Regions from separate parts of the Mus musculus genome. Here all the other regions are linked to region 2. The links are chromatin loops, found by intact Hi-C in ENCODE. Cell type or tissue: left cerebral cortex. All regions are shown on one strand. Region 1 holds the start of Ffar1 (free fatty acid receptor 1). Region 2 holds the start of Tmem147 (transmembrane protein 147). Region 3 holds the start of Rbm42 (RNA binding motif protein 42).

Region 1 (5,000 bases), 130 kb after region 2:
TATGGAACAGAGCACCAAACCAACAAGCGCACACCAGAATGGCTGTCAGCAGAACACTAGTCGGAACCAAGTTCCGGCAAAGATGGAGGGACAGCGCAGTGTTTGTTGATGGCTGAGGGGAACGCACCATGGGATAGCACTTTGGAAATCAATTCGGTTCAACTAAAAAGTTGAACATACATTTACACAATACCAATAATTCTGCTATGAATATTTATTGAAGAGGCTTGAACACGCGCACATTCTCAAACACTGGCTCATGCGTCATCCTCATCCCAGACCTAGTGACCTTGGCTCACAGGCGGAAATGACCCCTCAACAGACAGATGCATCGGGATAATGGCATAATCAGGGGTGAACTACCCAAGCACACCACATGGATGAACCCTAAAATGTGTGCTAAGTGAAGCAAGCTAGGCATAGCAGGCTCTGTCTCACACAGTTTCATTTGCATGAAATGTCCAGAATAGGAAAATATTTTAAAACAGAAAGTAGATTAGTAATTGGGAGATAGAGAGATAATGGTGTAAGAAACAGAAGGGATTTTTCTGGGGCTGTGAAAATAGAGTACATATTTGCAAATTTATTTTTAAAGATTGGTTGTATACTTAGCATGGATAAATTTCCTGACGTTGTTAAAGGTGCTACTGTGAGCCAAGCAGTCTTTATTGCTTTGGGGCTTGCATTAAGTGAATGACTAAATAATAAAGATGTAGATGCTAAAAGGAGGCTCTGTCTCCTGGGGGAGTTGGATATCAAGAGATCTAGTTGGAAGTGGGTTGGCTCCACTCAGCAGAGGAAGCCTGAGTGAATCACTCTGCTCTCATGGGCCCCAGGAAGGAAGTGGATTGTCCCCCAAGTGGGAGGAAGGCCAGGTAACTGGGGGCAGTGGCTCCACCCCAGCAGGTGCCCCAACCTTTTACCAAGAGTCTCTGGTGCCCTCACTGCCCAGGGGCCATGTCTATTACTTCTGGCTTTCATGGTGAATGCAAACATGAACTTAAAGAAGGAGGACATGACTACTCTAAAGGAGGAAGAAGATTTTTACTGTAGATAAAAGGGAGAAAGCAGACAGAGGGAAGAGAGAGTCCAGGCTGACGGTGGCCAGCGGACTAAACTGGACAGTGAGAGGAGAGAGCGGGAGGGGAGCAAGAGAAGAGCCCCTGTCAAAGAGGATCCAGTCAAGAGGCCAAAAGACTGGTGTAGCCAGGTGGCTGAGCTATATAGGGATCAGGCTAGGGGAAGGGAAGCCCAGGCCCTGGGAGGTTAGGGTAGGGGCAGGCCGAGAAGTGCTAGAGGAGTCACAGGTACAGAGGGATGCTGGGAGAGCTGGCCAGCATCTGCCTTGATATGTTAAATAGTCACCCCAGCCATTACTACAGTCCTGCTCTCTACAGAATACCAAATAAGCAACACAGAACTGCTGAGCACCTACTACATGCTGATTGCAGAATGCCTACTATGTGTTGCTCTGTTTCCTAAGTGCTGTGGATCTACTGCTCAAAAACCCTACATTCAAATGAATTTAAAGCCTCAAAGAGGTCGTTTTTTTTTTCCTTCTTTCTTTCTTTCTTTCTTTCTTTCTTTCTTTCTTTCTTTCTTTCTTTCTTTCTTTCTTTCTTGTGTTGTTTTGTTTTGTTTTGTTTTGTTTTTGTTTTTGAGACAGGGTCTCACTATGTAGTCCTGGCTGTCCTAGAACTCACCAAGTAGACCAGGATGGCTTTGACCTCACAGAGGTCCACTTGCCCAAAGGAATAATTTGTATGAACCAGTTCAGGTGCTCTGGCTACTCTTCTGTTAATCATCATTAAAGGCTTTATTCTCATGAGAAGAACAAACTTGATTCTGATACCTGGCCTCCCCGGAGATGCCCAAGTGTCTGTCTCCTTCATGGCCACTCTCCTCTGGCCTCCCTTTCATGGGCTGGGGTGTGCTTCTCCTCCTTCTCCAAATGATGACCAATATAGCTGACACCACTAGTTTTTCTACATGTCCATTAAGCCTTAGGGGTCCTACTTGGAAGAACCACATTCCAGCTCATCTATGCTATAGGACATCAAGAAAGCTTCCTACCATCTCCAAAACGAAGGTGGTCAGCACCATAGCTAATTCACACTGTATTTGGGGGAAGGCATCCCTTGTCTGGGAGTACTGCTTTGCACCCCAGAGCAGTTAGCTGAAGGAGTGTGTGGTGTCAGCTCAAATCTGAAAAGATGCTCCCTGGACAAGCAAACATGCTACAGAATGGCATGGGTGTTGGCTCCCCCTGCTGGGCACTGAGTCTGGCTCACAACCTGCCCATTTGGGCACCTGGCTGAAATCAACAGTTTTAGTGAGATGGGGGGACTGTGTCCTGTGCCAACAGTCTCAGGTTGTCTGGATGCTGAGGCAGAAGAATCACTTGGGCTCAGGAGTTCAAGACCACACCTAAACTCTTGTCTGCTAGAACAAATGTGTATGGTGCACATGTGTGTGTGTGTGTGTGTGTGTGTGTGTGTGTGTGTGTGTGTGTGTGGTATGTATGGAGTGGTGGTGGTGAAGTACCTGGATAAAGATCAGGGCTGCTGAATAAAGAATAAAGTCAGTGGCTGCATTGAGCACTTGCCTAGGGCTCTGGACTCTATCTCCAATAACACACACACACACACACACACACACACACACACACACACACACACACACACGCACGAAGAGGGAGGGGTGCTACACAGAAGGGTTGTTTGACGATGAAATGAGACACCCTGAAGGATGAGACTCTGAGTGGTACCGGCAACTACCTACTCCTCTCCGCAGTTGCCTCTGATGGAGCTCAGGCCGGCAAAGCCCTTTCTTTCCCTGTTTCAAGCCAGTTCCTCCTACCACCCCCGCCCCCTCCTCCCACCTCCACCCCACCCCCTATCCCCGGTTCGCTGAAGCTGAACGTTCAGTGCTGTCCCCTAGTGGATTCAGCGTGGTATGGCAGGGCCATGATGCTGCCTCTTTTCTTCAGACATGAAAATGTTCTTATCTCAGGGAAACACTCCAAAACTGGGTCATGATGGTGGTATTCCTCCAGATCAGAACTGAGCTTCCCGTCACCCCCAGGAGAGGACTGCGCACCGCCTACGGCAGGCAGTTAGGACAATACAGGCCAGAAGCAGTTGGGAGCAGGCTGAGGTGTGTAAGGCAGACGTACTGTCTCTTGTTGTCCAGCACTTGCCCTCCACTTTCTTCGTACAAGGACGCTGTCCTCTCCAGGTGGAACCCTTCCCATGAGTGGTTTCTGCGATGGCTTTGGGCCAGGCCTCCTGAGTTGTGGTGGATCTGCCCTCTTGGGAGCCTGGCAGAGTCAGAGTCATCCAATTCCACGCAGTGCCCCTTGCCCCCAGAGGTGGCTGCTACTTCTGAATTGTTCCTCTTTGAGTCCTCGTCACACATATTGTTCCCCGTCCAGGACCTGTTCCCAAGTAGCCAGTGACCAGTGGGTTGAGTACCACACTCCAGGCCCCTGTGATGAGTCCTAACTTCCTCCAGGAGCCTCCTAGGTCCGGGTTTATGAAACTAGCCACATTGGAGGCATTATAGGGCCCCAGGCAGAGCAGGAGTGTGAGGAGAGCGCCTCCGGCCACCCAAGCTGCCCTGAGCTTCCGTTTGTGGCTCAGGCCTGAGCGCACCAGGGCCCGGAGGCAGCCCACATAGCAGAAGGCAGTGATGACCAAGGGCAGAAAGAAGAGCAGAATGGAGAAACTGAGACGGGCAGGGCGGGCAGAGTCGGGATCCCAGGCTTCCAGGCAGACCGGGGAGCCATTCACGGGTATGTTGATGCCCAGGGAACTGGTACTGTTGTCCAGCCAGCTTCCGGAAGTCTCCAAGCCAAGGGCCAGCCCCAGGTGGCAGAGGACAAGGGCCCATATAGCCACACACACACCCCAGGAATAGCGGGGCCTCCGGATGGCTTGGTACCCGAAGGGGAAGGCAGCCCCCAGGTAGCGGCCAGCGCTGAGAGCAGCTAGGAAGCCTCCGCCTGCGTAGAGGGGAGCAAAGTGGGCCAAGGCAAAGACTGGGCAGAAGGGGAGCGGCAGGGGCCAGGCTCCAGAAGCCAGGGCCTCCACAGCCTTCAGGGGCAGAGTGATGGCCAGTAGGAGATCAGAGCAGCCCAGATGGAGAGTGTAGACCAAGCTGGGAGTGAGTCGCAGTTTAGCGTGGGACACTGCGCCTCGGATGGCTAACAAGTTCAATGGAAAGCCCAGCGCAAAGGCAGATACATAGAGAGCGAAGGAGAGCTGTGGGGGCAGGTCCATGAGGCCGAGTGGGTGCTGGTCGCCACTGTTCCTCCTGTTCACTGTACTCAGCTCATCTGCAGAGAAAAGAATGTCACAACTGGCGTTCCTCCTGCCCAGAGCACCAGAAGCCAGTCCTAGAGTCACTGAGGATGCCAAGGCCCACAGAAGGAAATGGCCGCCGGAGAGCAACCGAACTCGGGTCAGCATCAAGGATTCCAAGCTTTCAGTCCCCAGCTGCTCCTCCACAGTACCGCTCTTAGGATGAAGATAACGACTGGGTGTAACAGGAAGAGAAAGAAGGTTCCAGAACCAAGGCAACGATGTCTGATCCCAGAGACTCTGGGGAATAAGGAGCAGAGGGAAGTCAGAACCAGGCTGTATGGGGCGACAGAGACCCCGAGTTCACTGCTTGTCCCTTACTCTGTGACCAGAGTTTCTGTACCCCTTCAAAAGGAAAGAACCCTCACCAGAGAAATCAGGGGCTGCCTTGAGGGATGACTCGGCAGTTAGAGAGAGCTTGCTGCTCTTCCAGGAGACCTGAGTTCGGATCCTGGCACCCACATCAGTCACTCACAGTCACCATAACTGCACACACATATACAGTTGTTTTTGGTTTTAAGAGAGAAAGCCCGGAGTGGTGGTGCACACCTTTAATTTCAGCACTCAGAAGACAGAAACAAGAAGATGTCTGTGAGTTTGAGGCCAGCCTGGTCAACAGAGCAAGTTGTAGCCAGCTAG
Region 2 (5,000 bases):
TGAGAAGTGCCCTAAGACAGTAGGCTTTCCATCAAGGTCTTGGATCTGACACATCCTTCTCAGGGAGTGGATAGGGCAAAAGCCTAGCCTAGTGGAACAAAGAAGGGCACAACCACAGTGGTGGAGTAAGCATCCAGGACAGTATCTAAGTTGGTAGGCTCAACTACAGCTATTTGACTAGCTGACCTAGAATCTCCCATCCCCCAACCCCCACACACATACTGAGAGACTTAGGCCAGGATTTAATCTGAAGGCTGCAAGACTAGTTGAAGCATGCAGAAGCTCAGAACCGAGGAACTCTTCCGAGTGGCCTTGTGGCTTGAACGATGGCAGGAATTTGACTAGGGAAATCGTTCAGAGGAGCAGCTCCAAATTATGAAGGGCAAATGGCACAGCCTACTGTCACCTTCACTAGGAAACTCCACAGAGAGTTGCAAGTGGAAGACGGTGACCTAAGTAGTAGACAAGTTTTATATGAAGCCCCCTAGCTGTTACATGGTGGATGGACTAGAGTGGAGAAATGGGGGGTTGCAAAGTTGGAGGTAACCAGTTTTGGGAAGACTCACCATGGAAGAGGGCTCAAACCAAGCTGTAAGTTGAGGAAGAATGCCCCTCTACCCCAAAGCCCCCTCCTGAACTCTAGTGTGTTCATTCCTTAGCTTGTTCAATGATTACCAAGCCCCCAGGTTCTCATGGGGAAACCAGGAAGACTGGCCAACATTCCAGCTTATTTATCTGGTTCTGAAGCCAGACAGACTCTGTGAGACCTAAGTCCGAGGATTCGGTTTCTGAGAGAGAGAGATGGACATAACAAAAACCTTTCCAAACACTGTTTACTTCACTGAAATCTGGAGAGAGGAAATGAAAAGGTTCGCCAACACCTGAGATGTCAAGCTAGGAGTGTACATTGACAACAGCAACATACAGGGCCAAGGTGCTGAGGGCCAGCAGTCCTGTTACTACTGCCCGGGCGAGCAGTGCTGTCCAACTACCCAAGGAGAAGAGGTGGACGAAGGTCCTGTGGGGAAACATCACAATGAGGAAAAGGAGAGAGAAAACACACCCCCATTTGAACCCAGCCTCATACCCCACCCAGCTCACTCCATGACAAAGGCCTTGTAGACACTAAGGAACATCAGGAGGAGAACAGCAGGCCGGAAGGTGTGGTACAGGTCATAGCGTGTTATCATCCAGACCTGAGCTGATGCAACGATGTAGTGGACCTGCAGGGAGGCAGGAAGGGACTGGGAAGTTGGAGCCAAGTTTTTGGGAGAAGTATGGCTAACAACATAAAGGTAGGCTAGGGCTAGACTGCATACCAGACTGATGTTGGAGTCAATGCTCATCTGGATATATTTCCAGTCAAATTCAATGCCTCGGGCTCCCACCCAGAGGGGGATGCATCTGAGGAAGGCAAAAGGAGGCAGTCTCTAGTACCCAGACTCCCCCACCCCCAGCACCCAGCCTCTGATCACCTCCCCTCAGCACCCCTGTGGGACCCAGCTGTCCATTCCCGGAAGTCTGGGCTCCAGTTTGCTCCACACACCGGGACATAATGAGTTCAGCAGTGGCCCAGCCCAGGGCAGCAACCATAATCTTGTACTCCCCCTTGCCTGCATTCCGAGACATGACAAGGTTTAGGCCTATCAGGTCTGCCACATCCACACTGGCCTTCATGAATTCCTGTGGGTCAGGTAGAGGCTCGAGTAAACACGGGGACCAGGTGAACCGACTCCTGCACTCTTCCTTGCCCTTCCCTTGTTCAACTTACCCCAATGAAGTCATAGATGCCACCTTCCCAGGTGGGGAAGAAAGTGGCCAAGAACAACATCTGAGATCAGAAAGTAGAAAGGTCACTGGAAGGTGAGGGAGATTAAAAACCGAAACAAACAAACAAAAAACTATGTGGATACTGTGGAAAGTAAGTGTGCAAGTAGAGGATATGACGCTGGGTTCTAGGGGTCATTCTAGGTGTAAGTGGCAAGATCACGTGATCTTGGGAGATAGAGGGCAAGTGGCCTGGTTTCTAAAAGTCTAGAAGTTCACGGGGGAATCTGATGTCTAAAAATGCCTAGGCAGCACCCTGCGACACCCTGTGGGTGAAATATCGCACTAAGAGGTTTTCTCATTTTACAACAGTTGTAAGAAAAAGTTGCATCAGGGCCTTTCTGGCCTTGCATCCCTTCTAAGGTATTCGGGCATAGTCCCTAAGCGTTGTCTCGAGGGTGGTCCTATGGAAGGTGACAGCTGCAGAGTCAGGCCCCTGAGATCTGGAATGCCTGGAGGCCAGACACGTGGAGTCCGGGAGTCCCTCACCTTGCATAGCTGCACAAAGAGGTAGGTGACCCCGGCCTGGACGCATTTCCAGAAGGCGTTGTATTCAGACCTGAAGAAGCCGGCGGTGAGGGGTCGGCCCGGGTCCCGCACCCTCTCCACCCCGCGCCCGCCCTGCACTCACAGGCCGCTGCATTTGTACGTGATGAAATAGGGAAAGTAGGCGAGGGCGAAGCAGTTCCCGAAGTGGAACAGGGTCATGACGCCAGCCGCCCGGTCCCGCAAATGCGGGACTCGCCAGGCGCAGCGTCTCCTCTAGTCGGCCTCGCCGGCACCGGGGCCTGGCGCCCACCTGCTTTGCCGTGGCCCGCGCGCGGCCTTATGGGAACTGTAGTCCGGCCTGGTACGTCGCGTGCAGTGACGTCAGAGCGCCCAGCTCCGGCTGTGTTGCAGGGACTTCCAGAGCCTTGCTTACACCGTTGAAGACCTTGTGTTCAGACAGCGCTTTCCCTCTCCCACTCGGCTCGGAGCCAAGCGCCACCTCTTCTCGCTCATCCGAGAACTTTGAACCCCGCCCTGAACGCAAGGTGATCGGCGCAGAGACAAGAGGGCAAAGCTGTGCGCATTCTCGTTTTTATTTCATTGTTGACCCGGTGGCGGCGCCTTTGAGTGGAAGCCGAAGTCAGGAACGCGAGGTGCGCAGGGGAGCAAGGAGGGGCCTTTTGTGTTACTTCTCTCGGCTAAACATGTAGCGGAGGAGGTCGACCACTCGGTTACTGTAGCCATATTCGTTGTCGTACCTGAGGAGGCGAGGAAGGAGGCGTCAGTGTGTGTGTGTGTGTGTGTATACGTGTACGCACTCGCGCGCTCGCCCTCTTGTCAGCCTCCCCCACTATCCTCTGGCATCTATCCCCTTTACCAGGCGTGTGTGTGTGTGTGTGTGTGTGTGTGTGTGTGTGTGTGTGTGTGTGTGTGTGTGTACGTGTACGCACTCGCGCGCTCGCCCTCTTGTCAGCCTCCCCCACTATCCTCTGGCATCTTTCCCCTTTACCAGGCGTGTGTGTGTGTGTGTGTGTGTGTGTGTGTGTGTGTGTGTGTGTGTGTACGTGTACGCACTCGCGCGCTCGCCCTCTTGTCAGCCTCCCCCACTATCCTCTGGCATCTTTCCCCTTTACCAGGCAACAAGCTTCACGAAGTTGTCATTGAGGGCAATTCCAGCCTTAGCATCAAAGATGGAAGAATGGGGATTGCCGTTAAAGTCCGTGGAGACCACCTGCGTGACAATTTCAAAGATAAATGTAGTCGAGCAAAGATCTCCAGGAACCCAGACTCTCAAACCACATTGTCAGTCACTCATCTGGTATACTGGACAGAGACCTTTTGTGTTGGTGACAGAATGTGATCAAGGCAGGTGGAACCTTTGTCTCAGGGACACAGCAGGGGAGCTCAGTGGATAAAAGTGCTTGTCACATAAGCGTGAGCTTTCTGTGTTTGGATCCGCAGAATCCATATAGAGGCTGGGCGGTTGATGGACACTTATAGGCCCAGCAGTCCAGCTCCAGACTGAGGCTCCTTGGAACAAGATGACTAGCTAGATTAGTTAGTTGTCAAGCTACCTTACATCTTGCCTCGGTAACAAGTGGAGTGCAATGGAGGAAGACATGTTTATCACCTGTACCTGGTGTACCGGTACATGTGCCCCGTGCATCTGCATGTACCCACACGGGGGAAGAGGATACAGATCACAATACCCTAATGAGGTTGCATTAAACGTTACATGAAGCGATGACTGGCACGAGGCTGGGTCTTGGGAGCAGAGGGAAGGAGCTACAGACACAGATCTTGGGGGCTGTAGCCCTTAGGAACACAGGGGGTTGGGGGTGGGTTGGCATTGGGGCTGATTTGATCTGACCCATTCAAATGACATCTTGGCATTTGAGAGTGGACCTGTAAAAGCCAAATGCCAGGGAACTTCACTAAGGTGGAGGTGACTTTTTTTTTTTTTTTTTTTTTTTTGATACAGGGTTTGCTATATAGCTCTGGAACTCACTATATAGAGGGCTGCCCTCACATTCATAGAAGTCTACTGCTTCTATCACCTGAGTGCCTGTGCCTCCACACCTAAGATAGTCTGTTCAGTAAAGGTGTCTGACCTGGCCTGGCCCCTGGGTGTGAATCCAGAAAATGAGAACTGCTGTCTTTTGTTCAGGAGTGTATTAAGAGCCTTCTGGGGCCGGAGAGATGGCTCAGTGGTTAAGAGCACTGAGTGCTCATCCAGAGGTCCCGAGTTCAATTCCCATCAACCACACAGTGGCTCACAACCATCTGTAATGGGGTCTGATGCCCTCTCTTCTGGTGTGTCTGAACAGAGCAATGGTGAATATATAAAATTATTAGCGAAAGCTCCATTTTAGCTCTTAGTTCGCTGTTTTCTTGGACAGTATGTGCTATGGGTTACACAAGTGACTTCCAGTCACCATGGTGCAGAAAAGCAGCATCGTTAGATCAAAGAAACATCTGGTCAAGACACCGAGGCAGGAAGGCCCACTTTCCCAGGCTTGCAGGGAAAGCTGTGTTTGAGATAGGGTCTCATTGTGTAGTCCTGGCTGGCCTGCAACTCCTTGGGTGTGAAACACCTGGACAGCTGGTCTGCAGCTTGGCCCATGCAGAATAGCTTCCTGGTGAGTGGGATTTCCCAAGTCCCTCCCCAGAGCACCCCCCCAAGG
Region 3 (5,000 bases), 78 kb before region 2:
CCCTTTTGTTTGCTCCTCTCTAGCCACTGACCTCTCTGCTGTTGCATGAACAAGACAATGCTGTCTCAGTCTTTGCATGGACAACTTTTTGCCTGGGATAACATCACTCCAGACATCTGCATGGTTCAGTCATCTCATTTATATCTTTGCTTTACTAATACCAGATCAAAAAGGCCTTCCCTGACTGCTAATAAAACTCTTACCACTTTGTAAGGTCAAAGAAACAACGGGAACTTTTCTGTTTTGTTTTCTCCTATACACCCCTTGCTTAGAACAGTGCCTAGTGCTGAGAAGGCACAAGAGTGCCTTTGATCTTTTTTGTTCCCTCCACAATGCAAGGGATTGAACCCACGGCTTTGACATGCCAGGCATGAGATTATTACTAAGCTGCATCCCAGCCCACCTAATAACTGTGAACAGAATAAACACGTTTTCTCTGCTGGTGTTCCTCTAAATAGTTCCCCCCTGTTTCCTTCTTTCCTCGGCTTCTTTCTTACAGCTGACTATTAAGCACCTGGAATATTATCCATGAGTCTTGGGAATGACAACACAGATATACATTTTAATATTGTTTTGGTTTTTTTGTGGTGGTAGTGGGCTTAGAAAATAGGACTCTGCCAGGCTAAGTGCTCTACCACTGAACTACACCCCAAATCTGTGAATAAAAACTTTCAAGAGATTTTTTTTTTTGTTTGTTTTTCGAGACAGGGTTTCTCTGTATAGCCCTGGCTGTCCTGGAACTCACTCTGTAGACCAGACTGGCCTCGAACTCAGAAATCCACCTGCCTCTGCCTCCCGAGTGCTGGGATTAAAGGTGTGCGCCACCATGCCTGGCTCAAGAGATGTTTATATAGAATAATCTAACACTGCAGAAAGTTCTACCGGACAGGCACTGTAGAATATTAGTTTCCAATGGATTAAATATACTGTCTTGCATCCTGAGTCCCTGGCACTTAAGTGGTCATGCCAGCCAAAACATCAATCGCTGTCCATAGATAAGCCCTTATTGGGACCAAACCATTCTGTTCTCCCGACTCAAGCTGTAGCTCTCACCTTACCTGTTGGTATGTGTTGGTGGCGATAATTGGGCGGATCACAGGAGCTGGGGGGACCTGCATCGCTTCTACCGTGGGCACCGCAGGCACAGCAGTTGGGATTCCGGTCACCGGAGCTCCCAATACTTCTTGCTCAAACCTGGGGGAGCGGGACAGATACCATAGGTCAGGTCTCACCAAGCCTGAGGTGCTGGGTACTTCTCCACCGCGCCTTCATCCCAGCTAATGCCTCCCCGCATCCCTCGGGTCCCACGGCCCCTTATGGAACCACATCTCAACCTTCTGAAGACCTGGAGGCTACAGGGTTAATTGGGTTTGCCCGGGAACAGCTTTTATTTCTCCTACTCAGGGCCTTACAGGGCCATCTCCGCCTCCATTTCTTTCAAGCGTTCCTCGCCGCTCTTGCCCGGGATGCCGACACCAGGCCCCGGGACCACCGGCCCTCCCGCCACCGGGAGTCCCGGAGCCGGCCCTGCTCCGGCCATCGCTGATGCCATAGCCTTCACCGCTCCTTCCAGCAGCCGCAGCGGGTTCTACGGTCGAGTCCCTGTCGTCTCAGGGTGGGAGCCGGCCGATGACGTATGGACTACCGCGACGGATGCGCTGCGTGAGGACGTAGTTTAAGAACAGGGGCTGAGACTTGGCCACACCCCCAGAGCGAGCAAAAGCCAATTAGAGTGTCGGAAAGTCAGGGCCCCGGAAGGGCCTCTAATCTGACAGACGCGGCTGTACGGATAGGCCCCGCCCTCGTAGAGAAAGGTGGGCGAATGAGAGCGAAGCAACGTCACTTTGACCCACCCCGCTGTGGAAGCCGGAACTTTGAGGAGGCACGGAAGTTCGGAGGTCCTTCCAGAAGTTTGTAAACACTGCAAAGCCAGGGTAGGAGTCTTTTGCACTCGGTGGACAGATACACTGCCAGGGGTCAGTTCATTATTCTTTTTTTGAATAAAATTTAATTTTACTGACTACCTCCATGGTTTTCTTTTTTTCATTTTGGGGTTTGGTTTGGTTTTGAGCCCAGGTATGGAACTTCCTAGGTTGACATAGGCTTTCAAGTGCTGGGATTATGGATACAGAACAAAATATTGGCTTTTAAAAAAGATTTATTTATTATTATATCTAACTACACTGTAGCTGTCAGACACACCAGAAGAGGGTGTCAGATCCCATTACAGATGGTTGTAAGCCACCATGTTGTTGCTGGGAATTGAACTCAGGACCTCTGGAAGAGCAGTCAGTGCTCTTAACTGCTGAGCCATCTCTCCAGCCCCCCAAATATTGGCTTTTATACTAGAGATATCTAGAGAGAAGTGTGGAGGTACATGTCTTTAATCCCATAATTTAGGAGATAGCCATGCAGATCTCTGGATTTAAGGTCAATCTACAGAGCAAGTTCCAGGACAGCCAAGCTTAGGCAATGAGGGAGGTGGAAAACAGAAAGCTGGTAATAGAATGGGGTTGGGGGTGGGGTGATGTTCCAGCATGTGGCTCTGGCTTTAGAGTGAAAAAGAGAAGAGACTACTGGGACAATTGATGCTGGTTAGCTGGAGCTAAGAAATTAGCGGTGATTAAGAAGAGACCAGCTGAGCCGGGTGTGGTGGCGCACGCCTTTAATCCCAGCACTCGGGAGGCAGAGGCAGGTGGATTTCTGAGTTCGAGGCCAGCCTGGTCTACAGAGTGAGTTCCAGGACAGCCAGGGCTACACAGAGAAACCCTGTCTTGGAAAAAAACAAACAAACAAACAAACAAAAGAGACCAGCATCTGGGGCTGTAGAGATGGCTCAGCGGTTAAGAGTACCAGATGCTCTTCCAGAGGACCTGGGTTCAATTCTCAGCAACCACATGGTGACTCCCAACCATCTGTAATGGGATCTAATGCCCTCTTCTGGTGTGTCTGAAGACAGTTTTTTTTTTTTTTTTTCTTTTGGTTTTTTGAGACAGGGTTTCTCTGTGTAGCCCTGGCTGTCCTGGAACTCACTTTGTAGACCAGGCTGGCCTCTGCCTCCCAAGTTCTGGGATTAAAGGCGTGCGCCACCACCACCCGGATCTGAAGACAGCTATTATGCACTCATACACATAAAATAAATAAATCATATATATATATGTACATATATATATAAAAGACCAGCATCAGTGAGGTGAAATCTTCTGGGAAGTATTTTTCTGAGGGCACAAAGAAGCTGTGTTCCAGAGACAGCCAAGGTTGTACCTCTTGTTGCAGCAGGACTTGGCTCAGCACCATGAAGAGAGCCTATGAATGAAGCCTAGTTGCAGTCAAAGACCCCAGTGTATTGGAGATGCCATTACTGTGAGATGATTATCAAGAATGGCAGTGGCAGTGGAGTGGAGTCAACCAGAGCCTAGAGTGCTACAGAGGGGAGAGCTGGAGATGTGACTCAAGCCTTTTGGAGGAGCCCAGATCATGTGTGGATCCCAGACACTGGAACAAGAAGCTGTAACACTGAAGTTGCGTTGGAGATCCCAAGACATTCAAGATGCCAGAGCTGTGGGATATATGCTGAGGAAAGCTGCTAACAGGGAGTGGATCCAACCCATGAGAAAGAAGTTTGTGGCAGTCAACAAAGATGAAAAAGGAATTGGGGATCTGCAGACTGCTTTGACATTAGCCATGGAAATGCAGCGTTTGGAGTTTGCCCAGCTGGTTTCCTGTCTTGCTTTGGGGATTACACTTAAGTGACTGGATAAATCTCAGAAGGGACTTTGAACTTTTAACATTGTTGGGACTGCTATAGACTATGGGGGCTTTTGAAGTTGGACTAACTGTGTTTTGCATTATGCTATGTTTAGGTATGGCCCCCATAGACTCATATGTTTGAACAAGCCTATGAGGACCTGGGAGTGGAATATGGTAGTATGAATAGTAGCACTATTAGGAGGCATGGCCTTGTTGGAGTAGGTGTGGCCTTGGAGTAGGTGTGTCACTGTGGGCTTTAAGACCCTTATCCTAGCTGCCAGGAAGCCAGTCTTCTAGCAGCTTTCAAATGAAGATCTAGAACTCTCAGCTCTACTTGCACCATGCCTGCCTGGGTGCTGCCATGCTCCCACTTTGATGATAATGGACCGAACCTCTGAATCTGTAAGCCAGTCCAATTAAACATTGTCCTTATAAGAGCTGCCTTGGTCACCGTGTCTGTTCACAGCAGTAAAACCCTGAGACATACTCCTGGGACAAACTACAAATAGCTCCGATTTAAACATAAAAAATAAAAACTGTACAAATTTTAAGACCAATGTTGGAGTCTGAAACAGCCCACGCAGGTTCATGTTTGGACACTTGGTCCCCAAATGGTGGTGCTGTTTTGTGAGGTACGTGAGCCTTTGCGACGTGGTGTCTGGCTGGGAGGGAGTTGCTGGCAGCCAGTCCTGAACACTGTATTTATTTTGGTTTCTACTCCGTATCTTCAGATATAGTCCAGATGCGGATATGAAAAAGCAACACCTTCCGCTCCTACCACCACAGAGCTACTGTGCCTTCCCTGCCAGGACACACTGTAGTCTCTAAATGTGAGCAAAAATAAACCTCTCATATGTTGCTTTCATTATTTTGTTGAAGCTTTTGAAAAGGAATCAAGGCGATCTCGTAATACAAACACTTAAGTAGGGGTGGTGGAGGCAGAAAGCTCATGAGTTGAAGGCCAGCCTGGGCTCCAGTCACAGACTAAGAAAACAGAACCTTAGAGGACACTGCCATCTCTTGACCTGCCCCTACACAGGACTCTATTCTGGCAAGGCACTGTGCTACTGTGCTCCCTGATCACCTTGCCAGCAAAGCTCTGCTCGCAAAGTCTCCCTCCCACATCCTTACCCTGCTTAATGTACCCATGGCAATTAAGTTCCGCTGTACTTAAGTCATCCTCCGTGCCAGCTGGCTACCTCACTCTCCTAGGCCACTAGTTCCCTGAAGGCAGGGGCTTTGGTCCATTG

The links. Hi-C counts contacts between places; a loop is a spot of excess contacts. Peaks named below come from ENCODE experiments on the same cell type or tissue, not always from the same donor. Only the 100,000 strongest peaks of a DNase experiment are listed, where the experiment ranks them.
Region 1: a loop joins it to region 2, with 2.5 times the contacts of the local background. A loop is called at or near these places in 4 of 42 quality-filtered maps.
Region 3: a loop joins it to region 2, with 3.0 times the contacts of the local background. A loop is called at or near these places in 9 of 42 quality-filtered maps.

What each region holds. Positions count from the first base shown.
Region 1 is chr7:30,857,191-30,862,190 of GRCm38, forward strand. Ffar1 (free fatty acid receptor 1) reads right to left here and starts at 4,280. Exons shown (of 1, transcript NM_194057.3): 1 at 3,378-4,280. The coding sequence starts at 4,280. The coding sequence ends at 3,378. In left cerebral cortex, CTCF peaks have their summits at 2,266 (motif pointing left) and 2,974 (motif pointing left); DNase peaks (open chromatin) are centred at 2,260 and 2,968.
Region 2 is chr7:30,726,886-30,731,885 of GRCm38, forward strand. It overlaps Tmem147 (transmembrane protein 147), which reads right to left and starts at 2,649. Exons shown (of 7, transcript NM_027215.2): 1 at 2,459-2,649; 2 at 2,317-2,386; 3 at 1,772-1,831; 4 at 1,547-1,683; 5 at 1,320-1,404; 6 at 1,102-1,223; 7 at 816-1,018. The coding sequence starts at 2,535. The coding sequence ends at 895. It overlaps Gapdhs (glyceraldehyde-3-phosphate dehydrogenase, spermatogenic), which reads right to left. Exons shown (of 11, transcript NM_008085.2): 10 at 3,450-3,547; 11 at 2,894-3,074. The coding sequence ends at 3,002. In left cerebral cortex, CTCF peaks have their summits at 2,056 and 2,915; DNase peaks (open chromatin) are centred at 2,696, 3,398 and 3,725; H3K4me3 peaks cover 2,307 bases; H3K27ac peaks cover 972 bases.
Region 3 is chr7:30,648,526-30,653,525 of GRCm38, forward strand. Rbm42 (RNA binding motif protein 42) reads right to left here and starts at 1,703. Exons shown (of 10, transcript NM_133693.2): 1 at 1,413-1,703; 2 at 1,059-1,194. The coding sequence starts at 1,552. In left cerebral cortex, a CTCF peak has its summit at 2,201 (motif pointing right); DNase peaks (open chromatin) are centred at 1,727 and 2,539; H3K4me3 peaks cover 1,561 bases; H3K27ac peaks cover 785 bases.